2 separate regions of the Homo sapiens genome follow, and region 1 is linked to region 2. A link is a loop called in an ENCODE intact Hi-C map of the cell type or tissue named here. Cell type or tissue: heart right ventricle. All regions are shown on one strand. Each heading gives the region's core, and the rest is flanking DNA. Links, peaks and the distances in the headings are about the cores only.

Evidence for each region. Peaks named below come from ENCODE experiments on the same cell type or tissue, not always from the same donor. Only the 100,000 strongest peaks of a DNase experiment are listed, where the experiment ranks them.
Region 1: a loop joins it to region 2, with 2.0 times the contacts of the local background. A loop is called at or near these places in 17 of 110 quality-filtered maps.

What each region holds. Positions count from the first base shown.
Region 1 is chr6:108,564,441-108,568,833 of GRCh38, forward strand. All of the region lies in intron 1 of FOXO3 (forkhead box O3), which reads left to right. Among named protein-coding and RNA genes, the nearest start is that of FOXO3, 5.7 kb to the left of the region's middle. RefSeq lists an enhancer at 1,191-1,260. In heart right ventricle, for the core only: a CTCF peak has its summit at 1,642; a DNase peak (open chromatin) is centred at 1,564; H3K4me3 peaks cover 2,185 bases; H3K27ac peaks cover 3,138 bases.
Region 2 is chr6:108,612,299-108,616,691 of GRCh38, forward strand. The region is part of intron 1 of FOXO3 (forkhead box O3); the gene reads left to right. Among named protein-coding and RNA genes, the nearest start is that of FOXO3, 54 kb to the left of the region's middle. In heart right ventricle, for the core only: no CTCF peak of the experiment used is centred there; no DNase peak of the experiment used is centred there; H3K27ac peaks cover 996 bases.

The DNA.
Region 1 (4,393 bases), core at 125-4,124, 48 kb before region 2:
CTACTTTCATTCTGAGTAATGTAAGAGGATTTTTAACTTCCAAAAATGTCTAGAATTCAGGTTAACGTCTCCTAGTCATGTGTGCATAAAGGGCACGGTATGCAGGGCCTTACTTCTTTTCAGGCTATTTGGGCCATTGCATTATGAGACCTTGTAACCAAAATTATCACCCTAACATCATAAAATGAAAGAATTAGAAAAGAGGACTTAGAGATCAGAATCTAAATCAGTGGTTCTCAGCCCTGGTTGCATGTTTGAATTACCTGGGAACTTCTGAAAAATACAAATACCCAGAGAATTTGATATAATTTGGCTTGTGTGTGGCTTAGCATTGATGGTTTTGTGTTTTGTTTTTTTTTTTCAAGTTTCTTAGGTGATTCTAATGTATAGTTAGGATGAAGTTTTCTGATCTAGTTCAACCCTCTTATTTTACTGGTGAAAAACCTGATTTTTGGAAAAGCTAATGACTTTCTTAAGATCACACAGCTAGTTAGTAGAGAGGTAATTAGTAGCCACAGTTCTAGAGGTTTTTGTTTTCCATTTTCTTCTTTAAATTGATCTTTTTTAAAAGGTCATTTGCTAGGTAATGGATAGTCTCACATAAGTAGCGCTTGCTTTCCTGAAAGGCTTATTTGCCTCTCAATCTAAAAACATCTTGCTTATTATTTCAGCATCAAAAGGATGGGCAAATGTAGATGGAGGCTGAGTGAGTGTATCATGTTTGCATAGCTGTCCAGTGCCTGTCAGTAGGGGTACTTAGGAACTATGAAGTGATAAAAGAGGTAAGAAGGATAGCATTTTAACAAAAAGAGGAAGCCCTTGGTTACTTACATTTGTCAGATACTGTGTCAGGGAGAAGGATGATGACTATCTCACAGGTTCCCTTACCTCGGGCATTAAAGTAGAAATGAACAATCAGATGTGGTTAAGAGGGGAAAAGGTTACATTTCCTTTAATTCAGATTAAGCTTGCACTGCACCCATGATTGAACAAGTGAGTTCTCTCAGTTCCTCTTGTCTTGGGGAGACCTCTAAGGACGCCAGGGCTTACCTGGTAAGGCCTATCTATCACTTATTTCGTTATACACAGCACACATCTGCTTTTCCCATGGGTCAGGGTGTAATCAAATTAGGCAGACTTGAGTTTCTGTAGTGGTTCCCATAATTTCACAAGTGTGGGGGATACTGTGTTAAGATTTCTGCTGCTGCTGCTGCTGCAGAAGATAATTCTTCAAGAGTCCGAGTCTTCTTTCATGTAAGAATGTGTATTGTTATGGCTTCTTGCCAAGATAAAAAGATGAGGGCTGTCCTGTCACATAATGCTTATTTGTGTCCTCACTGTTTCTGTTCTTTAGATTAATACATCCAGTTCCTTTTCAACACACTGTATTAGGAAAATGTTATTTTAACTGCAACTCTGTTTTAAATTTTTTTTTAATTTGAAAATGACTAAGTCATAATCATTCCACATTGGCTCATAATTTTGACCTCAGTCACCTTTTGGAGTAACTCACCAAAAGGCCAGTTATGGTCGTGTGTGAAGAATCTGTCTGCTTGGCCCGTGTTGCCAAAATGTCGTTTTGTAATTTCCTTTGGCAATAGTGTCTTCGTCAGTGATTCTCAACTAATATACTTCCTCTTTCTACAGCCCCAGTACACTAGAGGGACTGTTTTTCCTCTTTTTCAAAGCTGTGTCATTGACCTCTGAAGTGAAGAAATTGGCCCTTTTAGACTTTGATCTGTGAGTCCCATGTAACAGAGACTCTTTAAAAAAGAAGCTAAGTGTGTGTTTTGATATGTTTATCTCCTTCTTAGAAAATGAAATGAAACTACAGCAGACTTATTTTTAGGAGATTTTAGGAGTGTTCTATTTTAAGAAAATGACACCATACAAGAACATCTTTTAGTTAAACTTCTTAGTACTCTGCTTGTGATTCTTACTTAAAACCTGCAAGATACTTTTATTTGGAAAATTAATGAAGAGGCCTTGTCTCACTAATAAGTCATTTAATTTGGTCTGGCAAAAGTTTACCATCCATTCAAAGATCTTCATGAAAATGCAAAGATAAGGCTGTTTAGGCTTGAGCCCAGGAGTTCAAGACCAGCTTGGGCACATAGCAAAACCCCATCTTATTTTTTTTTTAAAGACTGTTTAGGCCTGTGCATTCTGGCAGGTTGCCCCACTTACCCAGAGCAGGTGCATCAGATTCCAGATTCCCAGGGCTGGAGAGAATATGGAATTTATTTTGTTTGTATACCCACTTATTTTGCCTATAGGGACAGACTTGACCCTATTCTCAACTCCTCATTTCTCTCCTTTTCCTGCATCACAAATTGAGGGGTCCTGAAGAGCCACTTTACCTTTTTGGTGCTATAAAAGGAGCTGGGGATCATAAATGCAAAGACGAGTTGATATCAGTGGATGTTACAGCTGGTATACAGTAAGTGAATGAAAGATTGGAAAGAGAAAACCCTTTTTACCCATTTGCATCACATCCCATTTCATGTATTCAACAAATGTTTATCAAAGGCATGCTGCTTGCAGAGCATTTGCCAGGACTTAGGGATATAGTGGTAGCAGAAGGCAGATAAAGTTCCAGTTCACTCACAGGAGTTCATATTCTGATGGAGGAGACAGAAAATAAGCTATAGCATATCTGTGCTTTGTGAATTTGTCATTGCTGCCTATTCCCGTTGCCTTTTTTTTACATCTGTATTTCTGCTTTCTCTAGTACTTCAACTCTGCTAAGAAGTTGCTGGGAAGTGGCAAATTTGATGTGGGGCATGGCTTGGAGCTAGCCTTTAACTCTCTGCAGATCATTTTGAGCTTGCTTTGGAGATGCAAAACCACCGTACCATGGCTCCTGTGGATTGGGTCTGTTTGGGAGAAGCTTTGGTTTTCCAAGCTCCACCTGGATTAGATAGAGCACATCTTTGGCCCTGGACTGATCTGGGATCCCCAGTTCTGTCTCCCAGGGCCTGATGTAGATCTGGCCTTCCTCTGGAGTGGATGTGGAGCCTTGATGCCACTGACTCATCTGTATTACTTGTTGCCTAAAACTCAGAACTAAAAGAGATCTTAAAGATCATCTAACTACCTTATTTTGCAGGTGAGAAACATGCTAGGACTATGTGAGTGACTGGGTTCAGGGTTCCACAGCTAGTAGGGGTGGAGTAACGGGTGTGTCCAGTCAGTGCAGTGGTTCATGCCTATAATTTTAACACTTTGGGAGGCCAAGGCAGGAGGATTGCCTGAGGCCAGGAGTTTGAGACCAGCCTGGGCAACAAAGTGAGACCTCGTCTCTACCAGAAAAAAAGAAAACTAGGCCAGGTGCGGTGGCTCATGCCTGTAATCCCAGCACTTTGGGAGGCCCAGGTGGGTGGATCACCTGAGGTCAGGAGTTCGAGACCAGCCTTACCAACATGGTGAAACCCTGTCTCTACTAAAAGTACAAAAAGCTAGCCGGGCATCGTGGCGCATGCCTGTAATCCCAGCTACTAGGGAGGCTGAGGCAGGAGAATTGCTTGAACCTGGGAGGCGGAGGTTGCAGTGAGCCAAGATTGTGCCGTTGCACTCCAGCCTGGGTAACAAGAGCGAAACTCCATCTCAAAAAAAAAAAAAATTAGCTCTGTTGTGGTGGTGCATGCCTGTAGTCCCAGCTGCTTGAGAGGCTGAGGCAGGAGGATCCCTTAATCCCAGGAGTTTGAGACTGCAGTGAGCACGACTGCACCACTGCACTCCAGCCTGGATGACAGAGTGAGACCCTCTCTCTCTCTTTTTTTTTTTTTTTTAAAGCGTGTGTTCATACCACTGTACTGTAGTGTCTACTGCCTACCATTGTGGTTTCACAGCTGTTCATCTCAGTGCTGTTTGCCTCAAGTTCTTCAAGCTCTTCACTTGCTGTCTTCTGCTTCTCCTCCCCTCTTCTAGGCTAGCTCGCACTGGAGTCGCTGTGTTTCTCCTTTTGTGTTCTCCATCAGCACTCTCTACTTACCTTGCTAAATGCCTTTTCTTTCAACGCCACCTTACCCTGCCCACCCCATGGCTGCTACCTGTTTATTTTGTCATTTTGCTAAGACTGTTGAATATTTTTAAGCACAGTATAAGAGGCTTTAAATTAGGGAATGTGTCTGCCAGACAAATAAGTGTTTCTAATATTTGGAGCTGCTTTTTGGATTTTATAATCAACCCATATGGATAGCCTTAGTTCTGGGGCTGTGACTCTGAAAGGGGCTGATGTGACTCAGGAGTGAGCTGGTGTCATGAGTGGAGTCTTTTGGATACTTGCAGCTCTGAAGGTGGCATCAGCTTTAGACCTCCTAGCATCGATGTTGATGTGATGTGGTGTAAATGTGAGATGATGCTGTGCTATCTGGGGTTTCTTGCAGTGCCT
Region 2 (4,393 bases), core at 312-4,311:
GTTGTAACTGCTAAACTCATGTATTAGTTGTAATACCCTTTTTGTAGAGTTCTTAGGATTTTTTTACATTGATGATCATGTCTATAAATAGAGTTTTCTGGCCAGGCGCGGTGGCTCATGCCTGTAATCCCAGGACTTTGGGAGGCTGAGGTGGGCAGATCACCTGAGGTAAGGAGTTTGAGACCAGCCTGGCCAAGATGGTGAAACCCCATCTCTACTAGAAATACAAAAATTAGCTGGGCGTGGTGGTGGGCACCTGTAATCCCGGCTACTCAGGAGGCTGTGGCAGAAGAATTGCTTGAACCCGGGAGGCAGAGGTTGCAGTGAGCCAAGATTGTGCCATTGCACTCCAGCCTGGGTGACAATAGCGAAACTCTGTCTCAAAAAAAAAATAAAAAAAAAATTTTTTTTCTTCCTTTCTAATATATACTGTATACACTTTATTTCTTTTTCTTGCCTTATTTCACTGGCCAGGACCTCCAATACATTGTTGAATAGCAGTGGTGAAAGCAGAGATCCTTACCATTTTTCTCATCTTAAGGGGAAAGCATTCAGTCTTTCACTGTTAAGTATCATGTTAGGTGTAAGTTTGTCACATATTTCCTTTATCAGGCTGAGGTAGTTTTCTCTATTCCTATGTGTTGAGTAGTTTTTGTTTTTTAAATTATGAGTGGATATTGAATTTTGTCAGATGCTTTTTCCTCACCTGTTGAGAAGATCAGATGGTTTTTCTTTTTCAGTCTTTTAATATGATGAAATACATTGACTGATTTGCAATGTTAAACCAACCTTACATTCCTGGGATAAATCCCACCTGGTCTTGATATGTTACCATGAGATTCAAGTAGCTAAAATTTTGTTAAGGATTTTTGTGTCTGTCTTCATGAGGAATATTGATCTATACATTTCTTATAATATCTTTGCCTGTTTTTGGTACCAGGGTAATGGTGGTCTTATAACATGAGTTGGAAAGTGTTCCCTGTTCTGCTCTGGTAGCACTGTAGTATCTCTTCCTTAAATGTTTGGTAGAATTCAACGGCAGTTAAGCCATCAGAGCCTGGAGTTTTTTTGTGTGTGAGGAAATGTTTAACTGCTAATTCAATTTATTTCATAGATACAATGCTGTTGGCTTGTCTGTTTCTTCTTGAATGAGTTTTGGTAGTCTGTGTCTTTTAAGGAATTTGCCCATTTTATTTAAGTTGTCTAATTTATGGGCATAAAGTCATTTATAATGTTCTCTTATTATCCTTTTAATAGATATATCATCTGTAGTGATTTCATTTTCATTCCTGATGTTGATAATTTGTCTTAACTCCCTTTCCCCCTCATTCCTTATCTGTTTAGTGCCTTGCAATTTCATTGATCTTTTAAACGAATTAACATTTGCTTCCACTGACTTTTCCCCCGTTACTTTTATGTTTTTACTTCCATTGATTTTTTTTTTCTCTTTTAATCTTTTATTTCTTTTCTTCTGCATGTTGTGGGTTTAATTTGCTCTTTTTCTGGCATCTTAAGGTGAAACCTTAGATCATTTACTTGAGACCTTCCTTCCTAATATAAATGTTGAAAGCTATACATTCCTTGCTACAACTGCTATAGATGCATCCAGTGAAGTTTGTTTTTGCATTCAATTCAAAATTGTTTCTATTTTACCTGTAATTACTTTGGTCTGCAGTTTGTTTAGAAGTTAATTTTTAAATTTCCAAGTATTTGGAGGATTTTCTGGATATTTTTCTATTACTGTTTTCTAACTAAATTCTTTTGTGGTTGGAGAATCTGTTTTGTGTTGTTTTAAATTTGTTGAGACTTGTTTTATGAGCCAAGAATATTGTCTATCTTATTGAATGTTTTCCATGTACTTAAAAAGAATGTGTTTTCTGCTGTTTTGGGTGATTTGTTCTATAAATGTGAATTAGGTCAAGTTAGTCAAGTTCATTTTCTCACTACATGTTCTATCAATTACTGTGAAAGGAATGTTGAAATATCCAGCTGTAATTGTGGATTTGTCTACTTCAATTCTATTAGATTTTGCTTCATGTTTTTAACAAACTTTAATTGAAAAATAATAATTGTATACTGCTTTATGTATTTTGAAAATCTATTATTAGGCAGATTAACATTTAAGGTTGTTATATCCTCCTGATACATTGACTCTTCTATTATGAATTGTCTCTCTTCATCCTTGGCAGTATTTGTTGTTGAAATCTGTTCATTAATAACTGTTAATAATATAGTTACTCCAGCTTTCTTTTGACTACTGTTTGTATGGCAGATCTTTTTTCCTTGTACTTCTAATCTATCTGTGTCTTTATATTTAAAGTGGATTCCATGCAGATAGCAAATTGTTGGGTGTTTTTTAATCCAATCTGACAATCTCTGGCTTTTATTTGGAGGGTTTTTTGTTGATGTTTTGGTTTTTTTTTGTTTTTTATTTTTTGCGTTTTTTTCAAAGACCATTTTGTTTAATGTAATTATATTTGGGTTTAAATCTGTTATCTTGCTATTAGTTTTCTATTTGTCCCATTTGTTCTTTGTGTCCTATTCCCCCTTTTCTTGCCTTCTCTTGAGTTAGGTGGTTTTGTTTGGTTTTAATGAACCCGTGTTATCTCCACTCTTGGCTTATTAGGTACATCTCTTTGTTATTTTTTAATGGTTGCGCTAGGATTTACACATCTTTAACTGATGATAGTCAATCTTCTGCCACTTTACATGGAGTATAAAATCCTTGAAACAATATACAGCCACTTCTCCCTTATTATTCTTAGTGCTATTTTCTTCTACATGTATGTTATAAGCCCCAGAATATATTGTTATTTTTGCCTTAGATAGTCATTATCTTTTAAAGAGATTGAAGATAAGAAAATATTGTCTATATTTACTCATATATTGATCATTCCCCGCTCTTCATTCCTTTAAGTTCAGATGCCCATCTGGTATCATTTTCTCTCTGCTTGATGAAACTACTTTTTAAAATATCTCTTTGAATGTACCACTGCTGGCATTGATTCTCATTTTTGTTTGCCTGAAAGAGTCTTTATTTTATCTTCGTTTTTGAAAGACACTTTTAATAGGTATAAATTTCTAGATTGGTAGCTTTTTCCCTCTCTTAGTAAGGATGTTCCTCCATTGTCTCACATAGTCTCTGAAAAGTGATTTGCTCATTCTATATTTCTCTTAATGTCTTTTTTCTTCTGCCGCTTTTAAGTATTTTTTTTTTGTATCACTGGTTTTTATTATTGTGATGTGCCCTCTTTAATTACATCTGTTCTTTTTGGAGTTTGTTGAGTTTTTCTTGGATCTGAGTGTTTATAGTTTTTTATAAAAAAAATTTAAAATCCAGCCATTATTTCTTCAGATTTTTTTTCCATCCTCTCCCTCTTTCCTCTTCTTTTATGATCTCAATTACACATATGTTAGACAATTTAGTATTGTCCCCATAGATCACTGGATACTCTCAATTTCATTTTCAGTCTTTCCCTGTGCTTCATTTGGGTTAGTTGGTTAGTTGCTGTTGTTGTGTCTTATAATTTACTGATCTTTCTGCAATGTTTAATTTGCTGTTAATCCCATCCAGTGTATTTTTAAATTTATTTTTCTTTACTAGAAGTACCACTGGGTTTATTTCTTTTGTATCTTCCAATTTCCTGCCTTTTTTCCCTCTACCTTCTTACTACATAGAGTATATTTATAATTTTTTTTTTTCCTTTGAGAATGAGTCTCACTCTGTCACCCAGGCTGGAGTGCAATGGCGCAATCTTGGCTCATTGCAACCTCTGTCTCCCCAGTTCAAGCGATTCTCCCACCTCAGCCTCTTGAGTAGCTGGGACTACAGGTATGTGCCATCACGCCCAACTAAGGTTTTTTTTTTTTTTTTTTTTTTTTTTGAGATAGAGTCTCATTCTGTCGCCCAGGCTTGAGTGCAGTGGCGCAGTCTCGGCTCACTGCAAGCTCCGCCTCGTGGGTTCACACCATTCTCCTACCTCAGCCTCCCGAGTAGCTGGGACTACAGGCACCCACCACCACGCCTGGCTAATTTTTTTATTTTTTAGAGACGGGGTTTCACCATGTTAGCCAAGATGGTCTCGATCTCCTGACCTTGTGATCCACCCGCCTCTGCCTCCCAAAAGTGCTGGGATTACAGGCGTGAGCCACCACACCCGGCCAATGTTTGTATTTTTTAGTAGAAATGGGGTTTCGCTGTGTTGGCCAGGCTGGTCTCAACTCCTGGCCTCAAGCAATCCTCCCAACTCTGCTTCTCAAAGTGCTGGGATTACAGGTGTGAGCCACTGCGCCCAGCCATATTTATAACTTTTTAACAGCTTTGTTGAGACCTAATTCACATTGCCATATAATTTACCAATTTAAAGTTTGCAAATTGATGGTTTTTAGTATA